Linked DNA regions of Homo sapiens: region 2 is linked to region 1. Evidence: chromatin loops called from intact Hi-C (ENCODE). Cell type or tissue: HCT116. All regions are shown on one strand.

The links. Hi-C counts contacts between places; a loop is a spot of excess contacts. Peaks named below come from ENCODE experiments on the same cell type or tissue, not always from the same donor. Only the 100,000 strongest peaks of a DNase experiment are listed, where the experiment ranks them.
Region 2: it touches region 1 in a loop (6-fold over the local background); 2 of 110 quality-filtered maps call a loop at or near these places.

Annotation. Positions count from the first base shown.
Region 1 is chrX:44,550,996-44,553,495 of GRCh38, reverse strand. No RefSeq gene overlaps it. Among named protein-coding and RNA genes, the nearest start is that of FUNDC1, 9.4 kb to the right of the region's middle. In HCT116, no CTCF peak of the experiment used is centred here; no DNase peak of the experiment used is centred here.
Region 2 is chrX:44,431,919-44,434,418 of GRCh38, reverse strand. No RefSeq gene overlaps it. Among named protein-coding and RNA genes, the nearest start is that of EFHC2, 89 kb to the right of the region's middle. In HCT116, no CTCF peak of the experiment used is centred here; a DNase peak (open chromatin) is centred at 1,518.

The DNA.
Region 1 (2,500 bases):
AAGCAAAACTCAAGCTGGAAACTGCTTAGGGCTTTGGCTTGGAATCCATCTCTTCAAATATTTTACAGAATTTGACTCTTTTCCTCAACACGGGGATCAGCAAACCAAGACTTGTAGGTCAAATATTCCCCACTCCTATTTTTGTGGAGTCTGTGTAGAGAACTGTTTTTACATTTTTAGGGAATTGTTGGGAAAAAAAAAAAGAATATGGGACGAAGACCATAGATGGCTAACAAACCCTAAAATATTTACTATCTGGTACTTTACAACAAAATTTGCCACACACTGCAGTGTGCCAGAAATTTAGACTTTATTTTGTAAAGACTTTATCCTGTAAGGGACAAGTGTTGCCAGGTATTCAAGTAGAGAAAGGATGTCTACCTGTGAGAGAAAAGGAAGGGGAAGGGATAAAGCGAGCCTGAATTTTGTCTTTTTCTTTTGGGTAGCTTCAAAGACAGAGGCAGTTGTTTGGGAGTGGGTGAATATGTAGATGATTCAGTGTAGATATCTAGCAGGGTGTGACAGGTGTAGCCAAGGTGGGGAGGTAAGATTGTTCAGGGAGTGGGAAATGTTCTGGTTGTTGTCCTGTCAGCTTTTTGTTTTTCTCAATTCTCACTAAATTGTTTTCAACAACTGACGTTTCCAAAGACGAGACCTTGAGGAAAGCTAGAGATCAGGAAGGGATGATCAGGCTTCGTGATAGCTTCATTATGGATTAAAGAGAATATATTCTCTATTTCAAATAAATTACTCATAAACTTTTGGAATTATATTCTAGTGTAGTCATAGAGAAGATACCAGTGTTCACAATGAAAGTATTTATTAATACTGGCTGGGCCCGGTGGCTCACGCCTGTAATCACAGCACTTTGGGAGGCCGAGGTGGGCAGATCACCTGAGGTCACGAGCTCGAGACCAGCCTGGCCAATATGGTGAAACCCCATCTCTACTAAAAAATACAAAAATTAAGCCCGGTGCGGTGGCTCACGCCTGTAATCCCAGCACTTTGGGAGGCCGAGGCGGGCAGATCATGAGGTCAGGAGATTGAGACCATCCTGGCTAACACAGTGAAACCCCGTCTCTACTAAAACTACAAAAAATTAGCCGGGCGTGGTGGCGGGCGCCTGTAGTCCCATCTACTCAGGAGGCTGAGGCAGAAGAATGGTGTGAACCCGGGAGGCGGAGCTTGCAGTGAGCCGAGATCGCACCACTGCACTCCAGCCTGGGCGACAGAGCGAGACTCCGCCTCAAAAAAAAAAAAAAAATTAGCATGTACCGCCATGCCTGTAGTTCCAGCTGCTCGGGAGGCTGAGGCAGGAGAAATCACTTTACCCCTGGAGATGGAGGTTGCAAAGAGCTGAGATCGCGCCATTACACTCCAACCTGGGCGACAGAGTGAGACTCCATCTCAAAAAAAAAAAGTATTAATGCTGACTGAAAAAAAAAATACACTATTTAAAATGGGAATAATAATAATAAAAAACACTCTTTTGAACACATCCTGAGGGTTATAGTGCTTTGTAAAGTTTGTGTATAAAATTAACGCATTAAACCACTCGTCACTCAGCCAACAAAATGACAGCTTTTTCACTACTGGTAAAGAAAAAATCCACACTAGAAAAATACATTATACAGCCAACTTCTGTAAGGTAATGACAAGGGCATATTATCCCAAGATGGAAGGGAAAAATGCTAAAAACTTCTTTCTCAGCCCTCAAAGACTTTAGAGAAATGATTGCTTTTTAATTCATTTGTGGATACATTCTGGATACATTTTAGGCAAAACGATCTATTCTTTGGCATTGTCAAAAAACAAAATTGCAACAGATTTAGTTTAAAGATCATAATTGGCTCTAATTTGTGATTCTAGAATCAGGCAACATCTCATTCTATAAAGTAAAATCAGTGTTCTGATGGGCTGAGCAGAGGAGGTTGGCTTTATTATAGACAGAACCTGGCTGAGGAAAGCAGATACAGGGAACAGAAAGCAGATTGGTTGTTTGAAAGTTACTTTCCAGTCCAGGCGCGGTGGCTCATGCCTGTAATCCCAGCACTTTGGGAGGCTGAGGCGGGCGGATCACATGAGGTCAGGAGTTCAAGACCAGCCCGGCCAACATGGCAAAACCCCGTCTCTACTAAAAATACAAAAATTAGCCAGGCATGGTGGTGCATGCCTGTAATCCCACCTACTCAGGAGGCTGAGACAGGAGAATTGCTTGAACTCAGGAGGTGGAGGTCGCAGTGAGCCGAGATCGCACCACCTCACTACAGCCTGGGCAACAGAGAAAGACTGTCTCAAAAAAAAAAAAAAAAAAGAAAAGAAAAAGAAAGTTACTTTCCTTGTAAAGGTTAAAGCAAAGGGGACTATTTGGGGATTTGGCTATTATCTCTCTCCTGATTTCTTGGAAGGTCAAAAGATTTCTTGGCTTTTTGGTGGTATGGAACTTCCACATGAGTGACTTTATTTTGCTTTGGTCTGTTGGTCCTAGTGCGGGAGTTCA
Region 2 (2,500 bases), 120 kb after region 1:
TACCCTCCCGAGTAGCTGGGACTACAGGCGTGCGCCACCACGCCCAGGTAATTTTTTTTTTTTGTACATTTAGTAGAGACAGGGTTTTGCCACATTGGTCAGGCTGGTCTCGAATTCCTGACCTCAGGTGATCCACCCGCCTTGGCCTCCCAAAGTGTTGGGATTACAGGCTTGAGCCACCACACCCAGCCAAGAACAGATTTTGAATGTTCTCAAAAAAAAAAAAAAAAAAAGATAAATGTTTGAGGTGATGGATATGCCAGTTACCCTGACTTGATCATTACATATTATATACATATATCTAAATACCACATGTACCCCAACATATGTATAATTATTACACATCAATTAAAAAAATAATAAAAGCAAAGAAAAGTTGTTGAACTCAATACTACTTTGGGACAAATCCTTCTAGTTTGTTTTTGGAACCAAGAATTTCCATGTTGTATCTCATAATCCATGAATTTATCACACAAATAAAGGAGTCCAGAATGCCTATTTATGAATTCTCAATAGCAACTGTAATTGAAAAGAGTTCTGACAGCCCTTGGGATGGCCTTGTCTTTCTCTGCAAGTACCATATGGGAACCCAAGCTGCAAACAAAGGTACACTTAGGGTGTTTGGAATCAGATAACAGCTAAGGAATTCCAAAGCAAACCACAAACGTTGGTGTTCCTATGATTAAAGTTTATTTTAATCTATTTTTTTTCTATGACCGTAGTTGAGCATTCTAAAATAATCTTAAAAGTTAGCACAGGGGCTGGGTGCGGTGGCTCACACCTGTAATCCTAGCACTTTGGGAAGCCAAGGAGGGTGGATCACTGGAGGTCAGGAGTTGAAGAGCAGCCTGGCCAACATGGTGAAACTCCATCTCTACTAAAAATACGAAAATTAGCTGGGCATGGTGGCGGGTGTCTGTAATCCCAGCTACTCGGGAGGCTGAGGCAGGAGAATCACTTGAACCTGGGAGGCGGAGGTTGCAGTGAGCCGAGATCGTGCCATTGTACTCCAGCCGGGGCAACAAGAGCAAAACTCCATCTCAAAAAAACAAAAGCAAAAACAAAAACAAAAAAACACCAGGGCAAAAAGTGACCAAGTTAGCATAGTGACTTAGCATATGTCCAAGACATGTTTCTTAAATGAATAAATGAATAGGTGAATGGGTGTGGCTGAGTGATGGGTGTTCTGTAGAAGGCATACTTTCCTCTCCTCACACAGTTCGGTCACCTTTAGGGAAAACTGAAGGGCAGAGTTGGACTTCTTTCCTATGTAGCCACTATGTAGGCGTGGTTGCTGGGGTAAGTGAGACAGTGCCTCTTGTGTCTGACAGTATCATTTTGAAGGGGAGCACCTATGGTGATAATGACGTGTTGTGGGAAGGGAACTTTGTTTAAAATCCCAGGGAAGCTTTAAGTCCAAGTTTCTTTTTTAAAATTTTTAATTATTATTATTACTATTTTTTGAAGAGATGGGATCTCACTATGTTGCCCAGGCTGGTGTTGAATTTCTGGGATCAAGTGATCCCCTTGCCTTGGCCTCCCAAATTGCTGGGATTATAGGTGTGAGTCACTGTGCCTGGCCTCCAAGTTTCTTAATAAGCATTAATGATCCATGTCATAAGTTGGGTTCCCTGTGATGTGAACAATGAAACTGAGTTAGTGTACAGGATGTTTATTAAGGAGAGCACTTGGAATCAATACTGTAGAAAGGAGAGGAAGGAAGCAGAAGTGGCCAGAGGGAGACTCTGAGCTGTGATGCAGGCCCAAAGACAGCTTTGACCTACCTACAGGGAGTTCTAGAGCTAAATTGCCCTTCAAAATTGTCCCAAGTTGGGCCAAGGTGACCAGTCCTTTATAGCCTTGTCTCAATCAGTCATTGAATGTTGGCCATCCCCAGGACAGTGTGATTTGGGGTGAGATGTGTCTCTGTGACTGAGGCAGACTCTGAAGGGGCTGGCATTTGAGGGCTGTGTGCTTACAGCACTCTCTTACCTGGGCCTTCCTCATAGGGGGATCTGGGCTGTGTATGTCCATAGTCAACACAACCTGCTATGGCCCTATCCCTGTCCCTCCTCCTGCCCTCTCCTTCTGCCTTCCTTGCTTCTCCTCTCTCTCTTTTTTTTTTTTTTTTTTTTGAGATGGAGTTTCGCTCTTGTTGCCCAGGCTGAAGTACAATGGCATGATCTCGGTTCACCGCAACCTCTGCCTCCTGGGTTCAAGTGATTCTCCTGCCTCAGCCTCCCAAGTAGCTGGGATTACAGGCATGCACCACCACACCTGGCTAATTTTGTATTTTTAGTAGAGACGGGATTTCTCCATGTTGGTCGGGCTGGTCTTGAACTCCCAACCTCAGGTGATCCGCCCGCCTCGGCCTCCCAAAGTGCTGGGATTACAGGCGTGACCCACCGCGCCTGGCCTTTCTTTTTTTTTTTTTGAGACAGGGTTTTGCTGTGTCTCCCAGGCTGTAGTGCAGTGGTGCTATCACGGCTCACTGCAACCT